2 separate regions of the Homo sapiens genome follow, and region 2 is linked to region 1. Evidence: read pairs that join two places in POLR2A ChIA-PET (ENCODE). Cell type or tissue: Caco-2. All regions are shown on one strand. Each heading gives the region's core, and the rest is flanking DNA. Links, peaks and the distances in the headings are about the cores only.

Region 1 (9,886 bases), core at 706-8,705:
GGGGGCCCCACCTCATTCTTCCTGTCCTGGCCTGGTCCACGCGGGGCTGGGGAGGCAGAGTTGCCCTCAACAGCTCACATCTGACCCCACTGCGAGGGCTTAGCTTCTGGGCCCAGGCTGGAGACCTTGGAGGACTCAGGGAGTTGGGTGGCCTCTGCCTGGTGCCCAGACAGGATAGGCCCCAGCCATTTGGCTCTGGTCCCCAGCATTCTGATGAGGAGGAGACTCAGGAGAGGTGGTGGTGGGGGTTCCCCAGGAGCCAGAAGCCAGATCTGGCCCTCCTCCAGGGTGTCTGTGTGGCTGCTGCAGGCTCACACACGCGCCGAGCCCAGCTCCCCCGTGGGTCTCACCCAGGGGCTCCCCGGAGGAGGTCAGGAGGGCGTTGGGGGATCACAGAATGTGCAGAGGTGAGAGTGGGGTGCTCTCTCCCACCCAGAGCCAGGCCGGGGGTCCCCAGTCAGGCTTGTACAGTTTGGAGCCACCCAGGGGGGCTTTGAGAAGCCGGAAGCCCAGGGCCTGCAGCAGGAGTAACGCTTTCCTGGAAGAGTTTCTGAAGCTTCCAAGGATGGTCCAAGGACTGCTCCAGCCAGTGTCCAGCCATGAGGAGCCGGACCTGCAGATGGAGTCCCAGGGGCTCAGACCCCCCAGGGGGCCTGATCACAGCAAACATTCCTGCAGAGCATGGGCTCAGAACGCCGTCACCACCCCAGAGATGCACGCACCTCCGGGGCTCCTGGATCCCCACTCCTGTCAGAGGGGGCAGCCGCCTTCCCAGCCATGGGGACTTGGGGGAAGGTCAGGCCTGTGAATGGCAGCTGGCCCAGCTGGGCACTCAGACTGGAGTGTTGCTGCCAGAGCTTGAGCTCTGCCCACAGACAGCTCAGGGCAGGACAGGTGACAGCGTCAGGCCGGGCTCTGTCTGGCCCCTCCTTGCCAGACCCGAGCAGAATCCACACAGCTTGGAGCTGGCAAGTGGGCACTCCAGGCCCTTGGGATGTCCTCTTCAGATGGCCCAGAAATGGGCCTGGGGGAGGGGAGAGAGTCCCCCACACCTGGGTTTGGTGGGGGCAGTCATTGGTTCCGAGAAAGGACCTATGTGGCCCAAAGTTCTGCTCACGGAGAAAGAGCAAGGACGGCACCAGTCCAAGCCTGTCTCTTCCTTTCCAGGCGGCTGGAAGTGGCCCCCAGGCTGTGTTTAGGGGCTGGATCCTGGCAGCCACCGCCTGGACATGACACTGGACCAGGGCTGGGGACGAGTCAGCTGGATGAGCCCCAGGAAGTGATGTCCTCCAGGCTGTGCCTGTGTGGCTCTGCGGGGACCTTCCACACTCTCCTCCTGCGGCCTTTTCCGGAAGGACCTGGGTCTGTTCCTAGGAGTGTCCCCAGGGCCAGCCTGGGTGGCTACCAAGAGGCCCCGGGGGCATTTTGACCCCAGGATGCAGCAGGAGCAGAGGACGGGGCTCTCGAACCCAGGAAGGGGCACCTGTGGGTGTGTCTGTGTCAACATCCAGGGCCTGCGGTGGGTAGGGGGGTCTGGCCACCCTGAGTGGCGACCCGGCCTGCCAGCCCTTCCCGGCCCCGCTGCTGCTTCCTGGAACCCCCATGAGCTGTGCCCTCCCAGGCCCTTCCTGCTTGACCATGTTGGGGGAACAGGAGTGCCAGAGTGGCTGAAGGAGGCGGATCCCAGGGCTGCCCCTGGGTCTAGGCTGGGAGAGTCCAGAGGGACCTGCTGAGGCCTGGCAGGCAGGGGCCCTGCCCTGTCCCCACCTCTGTCCAGGGTCCCCCCCAGCCCCCGAGACGTGGGGCCGTGAAGTAGCCTGGGTGGAGTGTGATGTTCGGAAGAAGTGGCCAAGTTGTTTTCCGGCCTCAGGTCCACTTCCCTATTCCTGGGAAGTGACATTTGGGGGTGGGGGAGAGGAAGGGGAAGAGGAGGGCAGGTACCCAGAAGCCAAGCGGCCTCTGACATGGGGAGGCCCCAGCGCCTGCCCAGCTCATCCCTGAACACCCTGTCCGCTCTTGGCTGCACCCCAAGCCGATGGCAGTGCTGTAGGTGACCCAGGGCCGAGGAGCTGAGAAGGACTCAGTCTGGCCTGGAGGGCATCCGGGCAGTCCCGGCAGAGGGTCAGTCTAGGTCGGGGCTCAGGGAGCAAGTGCTTGTGTGCACACCTGTCCCAGGTGAGCGTGGGGGTGTGTGCATGCAGCCAGCCATACGTGCCAGGCAGGTGCCTCCAAAGGCACCTTCACACCACCCCTCGCCAGGGGGTGTAGCTCCCGCGGCTCCTTCCCTCTGCTCTGGAGCCAGCCCCACTGTGCCCAGCCCCCTCCTCCCACTGGGCGCTGTGGCCTCCCAGCCCTCAGGAGGAGGGCACTTCGGCCCTGCCTGGGGAAGCTGAGGGACAGGGCCTCAGGGTCTTGCTTACGCGTGTCCATCCATCGTCCAGATGGGGAGCCTGAGAGCCGGGCCGTCACCTGCCTGTCCCCATATCCCACAGCTGGGCACCTGAATCTCGTTGGGGCTGGGGCAAGGCCTCACAAACCCCTTGTGTGGAGCTTTCTCCCCTGCAGGCATCTGGGCCTGGGCCCTATCCAGGTCCTCCTCACCTCTCCCGGGCTCCCTGAGGGACCATGAGGGTTCACCAGTGCAGACCTGTGGGGGCCGAACTGCCAGCACAGCGGGGCCGCTCCCAGGGGGAAGGGGGGGATGAGGCACCAGGGGCAGGCTGCGTGCACACACACACACAACCACACACAAGTACACACCACACACGTGCACACACACCACACACATGTTCACACATGCACACGCACCACACGCGTGCACACACACACACACACACAGACACCACGGGTCTTCCAGGCAACACACTCTGCAGAATCATCTCAGAGAAATGCAAAGAATGGAAAGAATTCTGCACTTTTACCCTTGCTGGGCTCCTCCACCTCCAGGAAATTCCCCATCCAGCGCCCTGGCCCCTTCGGTGGCCCAGAGCTCCCTCCCGTCCCTGCTGCCCTGCCCCGACTAGGTGTCGGGGTGGTTGGGGTCCCACTCTTCAGGGTCGTGGGTGCCAGGCCTGGTTTGGGCCCCGGAGGACCAGCTCAGCCTGCAACCCACTCTTCTGTGTCAGCTCTGCTGAGGCCGGGCTGCCGGTGGCAGGAGTGAGGGCTACAGTTGCTGGGGCCCAGGCACTCCTTACACCTCAGTCGGGCGGCCTCTCTTTCCTGGTCACTGACTTAGCCCCAAGATCAGAGGCACCTCGATGGAGTCTGTGGCCCGGTGGGGCCTCCACCCTGAGCCCACCTTCCTAGCTGTGAAATGGGCCTTGTGGTCACACCTCAGCATTACCACTGGCCAGGCCTAGGGCACTGGGAGGAGCTGAGTCTTGGAAGGATGTGGGTGGGAGGGAGGTGGGCTGGGCTGAGTGGGGGCACACGGGCCTCAGTGGAGGGCCTGCGGTCCTGAAATCCCACCTGGGTCCTGAGCTCCCAGCAGAGGCGACTCAGCAGCCTGCCTGGGCGTGGATCCCTCCAGTGAGATCTGGGCAGAAACCAGCCACAGGTGTGCGGGAGTTGGTGGCCCTTCCAACTGGCCCTGCCCCAGGGTTTCAGGGCTCTGGAGGGCACTGGTCAGCTACCCTTGGGCTGAGGTGGGTGGGCACAGCCAGGGGTGGGAGGTATGGAGTTGAGTCTTAGCCCACTCAGGGCCAGGCCCCAGGCCAAATTTGGCCTCCTGATGGGGCCTGGTGACCTCCCTGCCTCTCTCGGTCTCCACTCGATGCCCAGATACCCGTCTCTGCATCCTGGCCTGTGAAGACAGGTGGAGGGGCTCTGCCTGGGCCTTGGCCCTGCCCTCCCCTGGGGCCCAGCCCTGAAATCTTGGCTGCTGGTACCTGCTCCCCGCCCTGGCTGGGCAGGTGGGCCTCGCGCAGGTGGCCCCCGCCCAACCTCCTGCCACAGGGCACTGCTGTGACGCACGCAGCTCCTCCTGGCCGCGGTCCACAGCACACATGACAAGTAGGCAGACAGACGCAGGCTCACACGCAGCACCCGGTCAGGCTGGTTTTACCTGGCCGGCCCTGGGCCTGAGGAGGGGCCCACGCAGCCAGGCCTGCCGGGAAGCTGTCCTCAGCCCCCCAGCCTCCCCGCCCCCGTCCTCAGTCAGCCAGCCTCCCAGCTCCCTTCCCCCATCCTCAGCCCTCCAGATCTCCGCCCCTGGCCTCAGCCTCCCAGACTCCACGCCCCCATCCTCAGTCCCCCACTAGCCTTTCCACCCCCTTCCTCTGCACCACCTTAGCCTCCCAACACCCTTCCTCAGCCCCCACCAGCCTCCCCGCCCCTGTCCCGGTAACCTCCAGCCTCGGTTCCTCATTTGCGAGCCAAACGCTGCCGTCCAGTCTAAGGCCCCTGTGAGGCTGGCACGAGAAGATGTCATAGCTGGGGTGGGGAGTGGGAGGAGGGTGGAGCCCGGTGGGCAGAGACCCCCAAATGTGGCTGAGTGGGCGAATGGACTGTGGAAAGGCAGCCGCCCTCTGCCTGGCCTCACCAGGGGCCCTTCTGGCTATGAGGGGCCCCCAGCTGTGCCCGTCCTGCGCTGCCCTGGACTCCTGAGCCCTCGGCCCACAGGGCCTGGGAGAAGCTGCTGCAAACGCTCCGTGTTGCCGTAGAGTAGGCCTGGCAGGGCGGCTGCCCCTGGACCCCCGGCAGCTCCAGCAGGCGGCTGGGCCCGGTCCTTCTAGTTACTTGCTTAGCTGGGTAGAGAATTCCCTCATCAGCCAGTGTACCCTTGACAACACAGCCCAGCCCAGGCCCCACACCCCCCTGCGCCAACAAACACAGCCCCACTCAGGCCCCCCACCCCCCCACCCCCCTATAACACAGCCCTGCCCAGGCACCACAGCCCCAAACACAGCCCGGCCCAGGCCCCACCCCTACTACCCCCAACAACACAGCCTGGCCCAGGCCCCACCCCCTGCACCGGCTCCCCCATAACACAGCCTGGCCCAGGCCCCATGCCCGCCTCCCCCCGCTATACCCCCCTGTCCCCCACATCCCCCCACCCCTCTGTGCTTCCCCGTGGTTGATGGTGACCCCAATCCCCCTGTGCTACTGCAGGGCGGGAGGGGTGTGCCTGACATGAGGCCCTGCAGTGGCTGTGCCGGGCTTGTCTGGCGGACCTGAGGGCCTGGGTCCCCAGGACGGTGCAGGAGGTCCAGCTCCCTTGGTGTCAGAGCCTCCCCTGAGCCCCTCTAGAGTGGAAAGTCCAACAGCCAGGGCCCTCGGGCAGGTGCGGCTCTCATGGCCTGTGCCCGCCACACCTGAGGCCTCACCTCTGGCCAGCGGGGGGACACTGCGAGACCCACACTGCAGAGGGTCCCAGCCCTGGGCCTGTGCTGCCCCCCAGCATGCTGGACCCGCCTGGGGAGTTTCTGACGGCCCACCCCCCTCTCCAGCCAAGGACTTCTCCCCAGGGCCCCTCCAGTGGGAAGCCTGTGTCCCTGCCGGTTGAGGGGCTCTGCTCCAGGGGCAGGGGCCACTGATCGGCCTTCTGTATAGTGGAGACCCGTGTATAGAGAGACCCGTGAGCGAGGCCCGGATGCGTGGAGCCCGGGCAGCAATGCCGGAAATCTGATCCTCTGCTCGGAGAACCTGGGTCCTGGTGGGTGGAGGGGTGTCAGGGTGGGAAGTGAGGAAACATGGAGGACTGGCTGCGGGGACGCAGGCAGGGGCGATGGTGGAGGAGCAGGGTGGGGGCACAGGCCAAGAGGGCTGGGTAGCAGGGTTGGCGGAGGGTGTCATGTGTGGGGGGCCGTGTGGACGGGGTTCGAGGGGCGTGGAGAGGCCCGGGGGTGGGGCAGCTGGGCACACAATGGGCCCTTGTCCTACAGGCCGCAGCTCCTGGGCGCCCTAAGCAAATACACGCCCTGTTCCCAGCTGCACACCGTGTCCTGGGACGCGGCCGTGGTGTGGGGGCCAGCCGGGAGGGTGGCTGCGAGGCCAGGGCACGCGCCCAGGGGTTCCAGTGCCCATGGGCCTCCATGTGGAGCTGTCCCTGCTGCAGCCTGGGTGTGGCACTCGTGCCCTGGCCACCCCCTTGGCAACCCCACCAAGTCCACCCAAGGAGCCCCGTCAGGGAGAGCGGCTTACTCTGCCCGGCCCTGCTGGCGACTCCTCTCCTGCCCAGCCACGCCCCAGGCCCAGGACAGCCTGCAGGACTCCAGGCCTCCACTCCCACCACCTGAGTGCCTGTCCTGCATCTGCCCCGCCCTTGTCCACAGGCGGGTGCAGCCCTAGACGGGCCTCAGCCCTGGGCTTTCTCAGTACATCTGGGTTGGGGCAGAGGCCAAGCGGGCAGGGCTTGGCTCTGGTCCCTGCCGAGGCCCTTCCTAGGTGCGGAGTCTCTCTGGGGCGCCAGTGGGAGTTGCAGGTGGGCCCTGCTAGGGCTCCTCACCCAGCCCTCTGGCCTGCCCCAGGCCTGAGGCCCTGAGAGGGTGGCGGGGGCCTGCCTTCCCCACCCTGAGGACAGCCCTGGCCAGGGCTGGGGGACAGCGGGGACAGGGACGGCCCCTCCCCCAGGGGACCTGGGCAGGTGAGGAGAGGAGCCCTCTTGCTGGGCTGGTGGGATGCTCCGCCAGGCCATCGGGGGTGTGTCAGGGGCAGGGCTGGAGGGCGGGGGGTTTGCTGTGGGTTCCGGCACCACCAGCTGCTCCCCGCTCTCTGCACCTCTGCCCTGGCAGCAGCAGGAGCTGACTGCTCACCCTGAAGGAGTGCCTGAGACACCTTGCCACCTGGTAACAGCATACCCTCAGCATACAGGCTTGACAGGGTCCAGAGAACCCAGGGGAGACAGACACCAAGAAAGACGATGGCAAGAAAGTTCCTGGCCAGCAACACCCCCCACCACGCCAGGCAAACTCTTGCACATACCGTCAAGAGCCATGAGGGCCGGTCAGCCTCTCTGGCAGCTGATGCCGCTGAGCCCACCCTCTAGGGGACCACGGGAACCCCCAGAGGGCAGCTCTGCCCGCCCCAACCCAGACACCCTGAGAAAGCCGACGGCTGAGGCCCGCCCAGGGCTGCGGCTGCCAGTAGGCAGGGGCGGGGCAGATGCAGAACAGACACTCAGGTGGCGGGAGTGGAGGCCTGGGGTCCTGCAGGCTGCCCTGGGTCTGGGACCTGGCTGGGCAGGAGACAGTCACTGGGGGGCTCCGGGCACAGCGCAGCCTATCAGGGAAGCTCTGGGTGGCCAGGCCCCTGGGTGGCTCAGCTGCAGTGGGCCCAGGGCTGGCTTCCATCAGCAGGGCTGCTGTGGCCGAGCAGACAGCCTCATGAAGTGCCCGGTGCCCGGTCCTATAAGGTGGCCACTGAGGGCCCCTGCACCCCTCACCAGGGCGGGTTCCAGAGGGATGGGACAGTGTTCCCAGCTTTGCCTTGAGAGCCGTCTGGACCACCTGCCCCCGTGGCCCCCATGTGTGCCTGGAGCCTGCTTCACAGGCTGTGTGGGGACAGGACAGCAGGCATGGGGGCTGCCCCAGGGTCCACTGGCCCCGGAGGACAGGAGGGAGCCTGTGTCCCTCAGCCAGCATCCCAGAGCCCAGCCACCCTGTCTCCCGGCAGCACTTAGGCCCAGAGCCTGGCCACCCCCAGCATAGGGGGCTGCCCAACCTGGGCACAGGCTCACCCTGCCGGCCTGGATGCCTGGGTCTGCCCCAGCTGGGCTCTGGGTGGGCGGGGAGCAGGCTCACAGCTCTGCCTCCCGAGCCCACCCTGTAGGGGACGGCTCTCACAAGCTCAGCTCCAAGGGCTGGGGGGCCATAGAGGGGCTTTAGGAGGAATGGAGACTGGGCCTGTCGGTGGGCACAGGGCTGAGAGTCCCTCCCTCTTGCTTTGAGGCAGCCAAGGAGGGAAAGAGGCCTGGCCCCCCACCCCACTGGTGCACCAGAAGCCACGAGGGAATGAACCCACACTTGGCTCCCAGTGGACTTGGCGGTGGCCAGACTGGGCCTTGAGGCTGCAGCCCCCGCACTGGGCAGGGATCGGGTCCCAGGCAAGCCTGGACGTGGATCTGGGTCCTCTTTGGAGAGACATCCCTCAGTTGCCAATAGCTGTGGCCAGGAAACTGCAGGACTCCACGGACCTGGGCCCCACCCTGGACAGACACAGCTCTGGGGAGGCAAGGGGCCCCAGGAGGGGCATTTGCATGACAAATGGATTCCCGGGAAGCTGGTGCCTGTGTAATCTGTGGCTGTATGCGAGTGCGCATGTGTGTGTGCCTGCGGGTGTGCCGGACTGGCTCCGAAGGGCCACACAGCCAGCGGCAAATCCCAAGCTCAGGGCCACCCAATACCAAGGGTTCCTGCCTGCGGGGCTTGGGTGGACAGTGGCCTGTGGGTAAAGAAGCCTGCTGGTTATGGGGAGAACCTGGCTCTGGGCCACAAAGTCAGGGTCTGGGCCCCCTTTGGGCCTCAGAATATATTTTCATCTGTGAGACAGGCCGGTCACCTAGCCAGCGGCAAGTCTGATGGGAAGACCTCGTCCTGGCCCAGCTCAGGGCTCCGGGAAGGTCAGCATCCCAGGCCCAGAGACCTCAGTGCCAGCACCCCCAGGTCCCTATGCGCTGGTCCCTTCTAGTTCTGCCCTCCCCTGCGGGCCTGCGGGGGTGTGGAGCAGGTCAGGGCAGATTCTGAGCAGACGGGGAGGCTGGAACGCTGTCCTGGTCAGTGGTAGGGACAGGCAGCCTGGGTCTCAGCTCATCCTGCCTCCTCCCCTGAGTCCCACTCTCCTTCCTGACTATGGGGAGCAGCCACATGATTTGCAGAGCCCAGCGCACATGAGAATTCAGGGTTCATTGTTCAAAATGCAGGATGAAATGATATTATAGGTGCTAACGTACGAAGCTCGTTCTTTTTTCTGTAATCCATTTCTCAACTTGTTGTGGTGTTTTCTGTTATCCAAAGTTGTTGGACAACACATATTTATCCAAAGTCTTTTTTTTTTTGTGATGGAGTCTCACTCTTTTGCCCAGGCTGGAGTGCAGTGGTGTGATCTCAGCTCACTGCAACCTCCACCTCCCGGGTTCAAGTGATTCTCCTGCCTCAGCCTCCTGAGTAGCTGGGATTACAGGAATGCACCACAATGCCTGGCTAATTTTTGTATTTTTAGTAGAGACGGGGTTTCACCATGTTGGGCAGGCTGAACTCAAACCTGACCTCAGGTGATCCATCAGGCTCAGCCTCCCACAGTGCTGGGATTGCAGGTGTGAGCCGCCGCCTGGCCCCAGCGCAGAGTTCTTGACTTGCAGCCTTCGTTGTCCTTGTCCCAATGCTGCCAGCCACACCTGCCAGGGGCTCAGGTCAATGCTCTGGCGTCCTCCAATGCCCTGGAGTCAGCCAGCAAGCCCAGCTGGCTCTACCTTCAACACCATGATGGTAATCTGTTGCTCTGCTGTGTCACAAACGACTCCAAATTATAGTGGCTTAAAACAACACACATTTATGACTTCCAGGTGGGTCTGGAATCCAAGTCTGGTTTAGCAGTTTCCCTCTGCCCCAGGGTCTCCTACAAGGCTAAAATCAGGGAGCTGTTTGGGGCTGTGGTTTAATCTCAGGGGTCACATGTACATCTTAAATTCTGCATAAAACAGTTTTATATAATAAAAGGCCACTTCTCACAGCATCTCTGGCCCCAAAAGGGGCGGAGTTTCCTGGGGGGCTGGTGAGCAGTGACACTGTAAAGGGGCGGAGTTTCCTGGGGGGCTGGTGAGCAGCGACACTGTAAAGGGGCGGAGTTTCCTGGGGGGGACTGGTGAGCAGCAACACTGTAAAGGGGCGGAGTTTCCTGGGGGGGCTGGTGAGCAGCGACACTGTAAAGGGGCGGAGTTTCCTGGGGGGCT
Region 2 (9,886 bases), core at 1,224-9,223, 64 kb before region 1:
CCGAGAAGGGCTCCTCGGCATGGTGCTGCTTCAGGGATGCTTCTGAAGCTCAGTCCCGGTGTGAACTGAGGCAGCCTCATCTGAAGGTTTGCCTGGAGCTGGGGACCCACCTCCCTGATGGTGCACCCCCCATCAGTCCCTCCCACGTGGACCTTCCACAGGGCTGAGTGTCCTCACAACATGGCAGCTGGCTTCCTCCAGTGAGTGATTCAAGAGAGACCACTAGATTCATGAGGTCTTTATGACCTCACCCAAGACATCACATACCCCTGCTGCCCCTATATTCTACTGGCCATGCACCTCAATCCTGATCCAGACAGGAGGGGAGCACACATGCGTGATTGCCTGGGGGTGAGGATCACTGGGGGCTGCCTTGGAGCCTGATGACCACAGTACCTACCATTTGATTTCATTTAACTTTTGTTGATCTCATCTATTCTATGTTCCTTTTTCTCTCTGTTCTTGCCTTAGTTTTCATTGACGCTTCTTCTCTCATTTTGGTTTTTCCTTCTTCTGGTTTGGAGGTTACAGACTCTGTTTCTGGTGTTTTACTCACTGCCTACAAATTACTCATTGCACGTTAAACTTATCAAAATCTAAAGTGAAGGAAGTCACACTTATACCCACCTGGCAATATATCGACTTTGAAGCCTGGAAAATGTGAAGTCCCGTGCTCCCTTCTGACTTCCTGCTATTGCTGTCAGCCTGTTTAATAATGTTTTTAACAGTCTACTGGGCATGATTATCATCATCGCTTGCACAGCCAGTGGTTTTTAGATTTACTACATACATTCCTCTTTGCCCTTCACTCTTCCTGAGTCTCAGACTTCCAACCATGTTCATTCTGAACCACTTTCTTTCTGCTCAAGACAGTGTCCCTTAGGAAGGTGCCAGTGATGGGACGTTCGGATGAGCTTTTGGTCTGTCAATATCTTTTCCACACAGGTTCATGACAGCGTCAGATTCTCTGCAGCAGGAGTACAGGTTGCAGCCACTCTCCCGCCGAACATTGAATACGTCTTTCCACCATCTTGTCTTTGCTGTGGCTCTGGGAAAATCAGCAGAGTCAGCCATCACTCTCCAAGGGGAGCTGTCAGTTCTATCTGCCAGCTTTTGAGTGTTCAGTTTGATTTTTACTTATTCAACCTGGAATTTGAATGTCTTTGATGTGTGCGCTGGTGTCATTATTCAATTATGGGACTCTCTCAGCCATTATGTCTTTAAATATTGCCTCCACCCCGTTCTGTCTCTTTCCCTTTGGAATACAAACTAAATGTTTGCTAAGCCTTCTCTCTCTCCCGGTATCTTTTAGTCTCCCACTTCTTTGTTTGATTTATTTAGCTGCCTGTGCTGCATTCTAAAAATATCTCCTCGCCTGTCTTCCAGCTCATTTCAGAATGCTATCAACCCATTGAAGTTTTAATTTCTTAAAGTTTTCATTTTTAGAAGTTCTACTTTTTAATAAAATTATTTGATCTTTTTTCTTTCTTTTTTTTTTTTTCTGAGACAGGATCTCACTCTGTCACCCAGGCTGGAGTGCAGTGGTGCAGTCACAGCCTCCAACTGCAGCCTCCAACTCTCAGGCTCAAGCGATCCTCCTACTTCAGCCTCCTGAGTAGCTGGGACCACAGGTGTGCACCATACCCTGCTGTTTTTGATTCACCCTTGCACCCAGCTGTTTGGGGCTGCATATTGTTGGGGGCATGGGGTGTCTTCTGTCCCCACACTCCAGGGCCTTGGGACCCAGAGCTCCAGGTGGCCCTGGTGGCAAAGTCTCAGAGGGAGGAGCTTCGGGGCCGGGCACCTTTCAGAGCGCCCTCTCCTTGGGCTCACTCACCTTCCCTGGCCTGGACCTGGTCCTCCTTTACCGTCTTGCCTGCTGCTTTTGCTTGTTTTTGTGATGCTTTTCCTATCTTATGCCCTTATTTGGTGGTTTTCCCTGGAAGGGCTGGTCTGGGTCCCAGACTCCCAGGTACTGAGTGCACCCCATGGGCTTTAGTGGCTCCCCGGAGCCTGCTGACACCCCACAATGAGTCTCACCCCAGCCCTGGCCTCCATACAGGGTTGGGGCCCAGGCCTTGGGCCTCCCCTCCCTCAGCAGGGTCCAGGCCCCACACCAGCTGCTCGGTTAGCTCATGCATGCTCCATTAATCACGCACAGACACACGGAGAGCCGCAGACACCACGTCCCCTCCTCCTTCACTTAGGGTGGGCCCAGCCTCTGCCCCGACTTACTGGACACACACTTTCTGGGCACCCCGGTGGGTCCCATCAGGCCCTGGGTGCCTGGGGGACAAGGCCCTGCCCCGCAGTGCTACCTGGCCTGCTGCGCTGGGCCACCCTGGCAGATTTGACCTCCCAGTCCTGTGCCCGGCCTCCGTGCGTCTCTCCGCTGGGATGAGAGCCCTGGGGAGTGGGAGCTGTTCCCACCTCGTTCTTCCTGCTGCTCATGCCCTGCTTGTGCCACGTGGGCCCTGGCCTGTCCTATGGGCCAAGCTGGCCCAGCCCTTCCGAGGTTCCCGGAAGCCAAGGACTGCTTTGCATAGGCACTGGGGGCTCTCCCCACCCAGCCCCCCAGGAAGAGTGACTCAGCCTGGGGCTCGGAGTTTGCCGTGGGCGGTGGGTGCCCCAGCAGGGTGGTGCCTGCACTTCTGGGCTGGGCTGTGGCTGCTTGGGAACCTACAGCCCTGGCGGCTAGGAAAACCAGGGAGTCCCCTCTTCACCCCACATCCCTACCCCACCCTGGGGCTCCTTCTGTCCCTCCCCCACCAGCTATAGCTGCAGCAAGTGTGCAGGCTGGCCTTCCCCTAGTCCTTCCTGGCCTGGGCAACCTGAAGTTTGACTCACCAGCCCCAGTACATGGGGGACGGGGCTTGGCACAGGCTCACCCCACTGAGAAGGGCTGGCCAGGGACCCGGGACAGCCCCAGGGCAAGGACAGCGGTTGGAGGCCAGTGAGAGCCAGGCCAAGGCCCCAGCCTCTCGGATGAAAGGGACACATGGTGGTCACACCTGCCAGCCTTGCCTATCCTGTGACGCTCCGAGGAACTGCGTGAAAGTTCTCAAAACGCAGCAGCTCCCATGCAGGGGGTGGCCTTGCTGAGTGGCCAGCCCTGCGGTGGACGGCAGCTACCTGCTCTCACCCATCACGGCTGCCACCTTTGAGTCCATGCAGGAGAGGGCACGGTCTGCAGCCGCCTGCCACACCACGGGCACCACGTGGCCGCCTGCCAGACCACGGGCACCACGTGGGATGGTGGGCCTGGGGTGTGCTTCCTCCGGCAGCTCCTGGCATCAGAACTGCCCATGGGCCCTGGTGAGGTCTGACCACAGGTTGTGGGTAGCAGGTCTTCTAGCTCCACCAGGAGCCCCAGCCCAGGCCCACTTCGAAGGTGCCAGTGTGTCCAGATGGCCTGCACTGGGTGCAGCCTCTTGTGGGGACTCGGTGGCTCCTGGAGCACCCCCAGTCTTAACACTCCCACCTCCCTCCTGACCCCTCCAGCTGCTGACCCATCCTGGGACTCTGTGGCTGGCCCAGCATGCTGCTGGCCCTCGCCTGCAGGCACCGTCCTGAACCCACCACCCACTTGGTCCTGGCCCAGTGGGGATGGGTCCTCAGCACCAGGCATCTGAACCTGAGCCCAGGCACAGCAGGGCAGGACGAGTTGGGGTGGGGGCTGCTCTTCTCCAAATCTCCTGGCCGGTTGGGTCCTTCTAGGCAGGACTCACCTGGAGGAGGGCTGAGAGAGGCTGACAAGCTAGAGGCAGAGCTGGACTGCCCCTCTGGGGTGGGGGGCCAGGTGGAGGGGCGTTAGGGAGGGTGAGGGGGGTGGGGAAGGGGACCTCCCATCCGCAGAGCCTTCATCCCAGAGGGACGACACCCTACCCCCGCCCCCCTGCGTTTGAGTGGAGGTCTTGGTTTTCCGAAAGCTGGGGGAAGCAGGTGGGCTCCATGCAGGAGCGAGTTGGGAGCCACCTGGGGCTGGTCTTGCAGGTGATAAGGGTGACCCTGGGGGGCCTGCCTGGGGGCGTGGCCTTGAGGGGCGCGGGCGTCGCCTGTTGGTGGGTGTGGATTGAGGGACGGGTGGGTGCGGTCCGGGGACCTGGGGTCGAGGTCAAGGGGCGCTAGGCACAGTCAGGGGGCCTGGGGCGCGGTCGGGGGTGGGCTGGGGTAGGAGAGGACAGGGGCGAGGTTTCAGGGATCTGTGGGCTCAGGGTCTGTGGACGCAGTCCAGGGTTCCCGGGGGGTGTGGGAAGGTCAGTGGGCTGGAGGAGCGGTGGCGGGGGGCGGGGTGGGCGGGGCCCGGGGACGCGACTGCAGGTGGAGGAAGGCGCTGTAGGGGGTGGGGAGTCCCGGGGCGCGCCGGGGCGGGCGAGTGCTGTCGGGGTGGAGGGAGGCGCGGCCGGGGAATGTGGGGCCGGCGCACGCGGTCTCAGCGCCCCTCCCTCCCCAGGGCTGCCGAGGGACCCCCGAGCGCCGCCCTGCCTCGTGTGCCGCGGGCTGCTGCCACCCGCCGGGCCCTGCAAGCGCTGCCGCTCGTTCTGCGCCGCGGTCCTGCAGGGCGCGTCCTTCGTGCGGCTCGGCGGGCGGAGCTGCAGCCCGCGGACCCCGTGAGTCGGGACCGGCGCGGGGACCAGGACGACGACCCGGAGCCACGCGCGTCTCCGTGGAAACCTGCGCGGAGCTGAGGCCGAGAACACAGCGCTGTTGTGGTGAACCCGCGTCCTCGCCGTGGTTTTCTTGGGAACCTCGTGCCCAGCACCCCCGCACCCGCTCCGGACCCTCCGAGCCGCTCTGGGGAAGGCTCCAGCCCGGGTCCCGGGCGGACGCTGGTTCGTTCCTTCCCGCGTTCGTCCGACGAGTCTCGGCGCCGCCCAGGGTCTCCGCACCCCGTTTCCTCCCATCTGGTGCCCAGCGCGGGCGCGGAGGGAGCCCCCGGGGTTGGACCCTCAGATCCCTTCACCGTTGGGCTTCTGGGCGACCGATGGTCACTGGGCTGTGTGGCCGTGCTGCCCTGGAGACCCAGACTTGGAAAGACCCCACCCCCACCCCAGGCCTCGCCCAGCTGCGGTGGGTGATCTCGGTGGCCGGGGCCCGCCCAGGAGCCCGTGGCCTGGCTCTTCATGGATACTGAGCAGGGCCAATCCCCCAGCCCTCAGAGACAGGGCTGGAGCCCTCTGACCTCAGGCTGGAGAGGGTGGCCGGGGGCCTGGGGCAGAGGGCAGAGGCCGGCCCCACTGTCCTTCCCTGGGCCTTGGAACCAGCACCAGCCACACCCCGTGGGCCGTCCCTACACGAGATCACCGACTACTGGCCACCTGCAGCCCCTGCCTGCGTCACGGCACGCTGGGATGGCGCCTTCAGGCAACGGGTGTGTCGTGGTGGGGGCCTGTCCCAGAGAGGCCTGGAGAGAGGTTTGGGTGTGAGTGGGCCCATGGGGGAGGGACATTTGTCCTTTCCCAATGATCCTGCTGGCCGTGCCCATGGACATCGTCTGGGACACCCCTGCCACAGTACAGCAGCCCCCATCGTCCCCTGGTATAAGGAGGGCTGGAGGCCAGGCTGAGGGGCGAGGCCCAGCTGGAGTATCTGTCTTACAGCTCAGCCAGCCTGGGATAGGGGATGACAGTGGCCCGTCCTGAGCCACCCCCAAATGTGCCTGCCTGCTGCTGACCATGCCGTGGCATGGAGGCTGGCACTAGCCACTCTCTCCAGGGCATTGTGGCCACAGGCACGCTGCTGCAGGGGGCGGGCTCAGCCCCATCTACTCTGCCCAGCAGTGAGTGCATAAGTTCCAGCCCATGGAGGGCTCTAGGCCAGGCGGGGGCAGGGTCGAGGTGCTGGCCCAGGAGGCAGGGAGGTGGGCAGTGCGGGGTGGTGGGAGGGAGGGAGGACTTCACGGTCACAGCAGCCCCTGCCGCCTTCCCTCCCCTGGGACCGAACCCCAGAGCTTGTTTCTCAAGCTCCCTCCTGACTACCCGAGCCCACAGTGTGAGGCCCACAGCCTCTCCCAGCCTGGGGGTGGTGCCGCCCTCCACACTTGGGGTGTCCTGTGGGTATTCCAGGCAGAACACCCCAGCTAGACACTCCCAGGCTCCCCAGCTATTAACTCCCGCCATCCCCCCCCCACACACACACAGACACACACACACACACACACACACACACACACACACACACACACACACACGTGGGGCAGTGCCCTCCCAGAACCTGAGGCAGGTGCAGAAGCCTCTGTGCCTGTCCAGGAAGGGAGGAGCCAGGAGGACCCAAGAACTGCACCCTGGTTCTCTCCAACCCCCTGCCCTGGCTGGAGGCAAATGGGAAGCAGTAAGCTTCTGCCCAGAAACTTTCCTATGCATTTGATGCTCCAAATAAGAAGATGACACAGAACGGCTCCCTGAGCAGAGGCTGGGCCCCAGAGTTCCCAGCCTCGGGGGGTGCCCTCCGGAGTGGGGGGGGGCTCATAGGGAGGACCACACAGGGGAGGTGGCCTTTTGCATCTTGAGGGGAGGTGGAGGCCAGGGACTTGGGTGGAATCTCAGGTCTTAGGAGAGGGCTCCCCTTAGGGGCTGGGGCTGAAGCCAGGGGCTCTGGGGTATGAGTGCCCAGGACAGATTCCACCCCTCTGCCAGCCCAGCCAGCTTTCCAGGGCCCTTGTCTACCCTCCTGGCCTCATGCATGCCTGAGGGAGGTGCACGCCGGCGGCAGCCTATCCCGCCGGCCTGGAGCCATCTCTGCACCAGTGGCCGCCCTGTGGGGAACCCCATTAGGGTGTCCTCGGACCCCAAAGGCCCCAAGGTTTCTGGATGCTTCCTTTGGAAACCTAGAAACTCCACAAGTGTCTGGCCACAGTCTTCTGGCCCCAGGCGGTGGAAAGTCTCCCGGGCTGCTGTCTGTGAAGCGAGCCCTGTTTTGCCGGGAGGGGGAGTGTCTCGCTCGCTCCAGCTGTGAAGAGCAGCCTCCACCCTCTGTTTGTCTTTGGGGCTGGAGCTGCAGGGTCAGCCTGGAGCCGCTGCCACAGGGCATCCTGCAAACTTGCCCCACTCACATCCACGCTTACCAGTGGGAGCTCTCACTGCACAGCCAGATGCTGGCTGGGCAAGCACTCGCGTTCTTGGGCCTGACCTGGGGCACTTTCCAGAGCCTGGCCATCCCCCGGATTACAGAATGTGGCCTCTCCTGTTCTCAGGTAAGCTCCTGCCTCCTCCTAGGCCCCTACACTGTGGCAGATAAGGCCCTGGTTTCTCCTCAGGTGGGTCTGGCCTGACGCTCTCAGCACATCAGCAGGTGAGGGGTTGCAGGGCCCTGGGGGGTCCGAGGGCAGCGCTGGTGAAAGAAGGATGGGAGACCTGGCCTGACCCTGCCGAGCTGCTCCGGGAAGTGTTTGCTGGAAGCTCAAGGCAGGGTGAGCCCACCTCGGACCCACCTGTGACCTCCAAGGAGGCTGTGTTAGAATCTAGGGCAGCCCGCAAGCCCATCCGGGGCTCCCACCCCACCCCGCTCGGCTGCTCTGAGCCATCGGGAGCCCGCAACACCTGGGCTTGTGTAGACACCTGCCAAGGAAACACTCGGAGAACGTGCTGAGAATGAGATGTTGGCAGTGGAGGTGGCTGGGTTGGGGTGGAGGGCTCTCACTGCACAGCCCACTCACTCAGCCTTACAGGAGAGGGCGCTTCATCAGCACCTGCAGCAGGAAGTGTACCCAGCATCCCAGGAAGGGGCCCCGGTGCCCAAGGCTGGCCGGGCACAGTGGGGACACAGGCATGGAAAGGGCACAGAAGGTGTCCCGGAAAGGGAGGACTCACTGAGGACCTGCTGGGTGCACCGTTCCTGGCATGGGGACAGCAGTTAGCAAGATGTGCCTTTAGGGTGGTGGCCTGGTCACCTCAGGGGACACTTGCGGGGACATCCAGCAGCTCCACAGGGCCTGAGACGGGTCCAGCAGAGGGCTCAGCTCAGGGAGGGGAGCAGCAAGGGCTGGAGTGCTGGGTGCCATGGGCAGGCTCAGATCCACAGGGCATTCGTGGAACAAGGAAGAAAGCAGGCTGGGATGCGTGGGAACCGGTGGCAGCAGGGGAGATGGGCGGGTTCAGGTGGGAGGGGTGTCCACCGGATGCCACCCTGCAGTGGAGATGGAAAACAGGGAGGGGGCAGGCCTGGGGATCCTGGCTAGGAGGGGGAAGGAGAAGCGAGAGATGAGACCTCAGAATCGACTTTTGCCTCTGGGAGGAAATGGTCCCTGAGTTGGGAGACATGGGGGGAGGCGGCCTTGAAGTGCAAGCTGGAAAGCTTTGCTGAGGCGGCTGCGGGGTATGCAGGCAGCCTCCCGGTCCGAGGTGTGACCGCGCTGTCCACGCTAGGACGGCCAGGTGATCCTGGGGAATGGGTGGGGACCAAGATTGAACCCTCAGTACTCCAAGGAAAGGGGCAGGGGCAAGGGCAGGGGCTGAGGCGGGTGGAAGAGGCCAGGAAGGAGGGGAAGTGCTGGAGGGGAGAGGAGAGGAGGGGTTTGGCGGGGCTGAGGGAGGGTCTCATGGAAGATGGGGTGGGGAGGGTTGAGCAGGAGGGGTCAAGGGGTGACAAGAGGAGCGGGAAGCTGGAGGTGGGTGTAGGGGCGCTGCCTGGGCAGCCTTGGACAGGGCGGTGGTTGCGAGGGGGCGCGGGAGCCCCTGCCCGCGGGGGGAAGCCAGGGAGGGGAGGCTGGGGCTACAGCCGCGCCCTGGGGGGGGACCCGCGCGGGTGACGGCGGGAGGCTGGGCCGCATGCAGGGGAGCTTGGGCGGGGTGGGGCCGCGAGCAGCCGCCCTGGGGGTTCCCTGCACACCCCCCGACGCCGGCCGCTGGGAAGCCCCGAGAAGCACGACGGAAAACCCCGTGCGGGGGAGGCGCCCAGCGCCCGGGCTCAGCCCCCCCCCGCCCCCGCTCCCCCCACCTTCCCCCCAGCGCGCCCGGGTCCCGCTCCCCGTGCCGTGGGGCAGGGGCGGGGCAGAACCGCGCGACGTTCCGCGCCCCCGACAGCGGCTTCTCCTGCAGCCCCAGACACTCGGGCCACGGGGCCAGCCCTGGGTGGGCTTCAGAGTCCAGGAAGTCAGGAGAGAGAGCAGACGCCCTTCGCCTCTCCAGCCCACCCCGGCCTCCGAGCCCCCAGCGGGGATTCTTTCTCTCCTGAAGGTGGATGCGGGGAGTCCAGGCCACAGTGGGCGCCCAGAGGGGCTTCAGGGCACCTGGCGGGAGGGAGGCCCGGGGACCCACGCCACTGCCCCCCTGCAGTTCCACACAGGCGGCCTCACTGGGCCTCCCCACGCTGCCTCCGCCGCTCCCTCTGTGCCCGGGCTGGTCTGGGCTGCCCTCGCCTGCCCACCTGAGGCCTGCTCGGATCCCGTTCCCCAGAGGCTGCCCCGGGTGAGCCCGGCCCCTTTTGCCTGGGCGGAGCCCTCAGCAGCCTGGGGTCAGCTCCGCCGGCCCCTCGTTTGAGGCCCTGCTCCCCACCAGGGGCCGAGGCCGGGGCTTCCATCAGGACGCTGGGTCCAGCCTGTATACTCCGCCCACGGGCGGCGGGTTTCGTGGCCATGGCAGGCGGAGGAGGGTCACTCACGGCAGTCTCTGGGGAGTTATTGGGGTGGTCGGCAAATGGGTAGAGACGGTGGGGTGAGAACGAAGACTCAGAGGCCATCTGCAGGGTGGGGTCCTGCGCTGGACCCTGGAACAGAAAACAGTTCACTAGTAGCACGTGATTCCACACCAGACTGAGGGTCACTGACTGCCGCCGATTCCACACCAGACTGAGGGTCACTGACTGCCGCCGATTCCACACCAGACTGAGGGTCACTGACTGCCGCCACCCATGTGGCTCCCCAGGTTTTGCAGATGCACGGGAAACTGTT

Evidence for each region. ChIA-PET counts read pairs that join two places held together with the same protein. Peaks named below come from ENCODE experiments on the same cell type or tissue, not always from the same donor. Only the 100,000 strongest peaks of a DNase experiment are listed, where the experiment ranks them.
Region 2: POLR2A ChIA-PET joins it to region 1 with 11 read pairs; 9 of 35 experiments call an interaction of 5 or more read pairs at or near these places.

Annotation. Positions count from the first base shown.
Region 1 is chr22:49,945,537-49,955,422 of GRCh38, reverse strand. No RefSeq gene overlaps it. Among named protein-coding and RNA genes, the nearest start is that of PIM3, 10 kb to the left of the region's middle. RefSeq lists enhancers at 1,563-2,148, 3,909-4,494, 4,495-5,082, 8,015-8,602. In Caco-2, for the core only: no CTCF peak of the experiment used is centred there; DNase peaks (open chromatin) are centred at 2,902, 3,316, 4,022, 6,212 and 1 weaker place.
Region 2 is chr22:50,009,851-50,019,736 of GRCh38, reverse strand. IL17REL (interleukin 17 receptor E like) reads left to right here and starts at 6,972. Exons shown (of 15, transcript NM_001371417.1): 1 at 6,972-7,192. The coding sequence starts at 7,091. It overlaps TTLL8 (tubulin tyrosine ligase like 8), which reads left to right. Exons shown (of 14, transcript NM_001350317.3): 14 at 946-1,162. The coding sequence ends at 953. RefSeq lists enhancers at 2,377-2,436, 6,487-7,087 and silencers at 8,602-8,651, 8,662-8,981. In Caco-2, for the core only: no CTCF peak of the experiment used is centred there; a DNase peak (open chromatin) is centred at 6,946; H3K4me3 peaks cover 512 bases.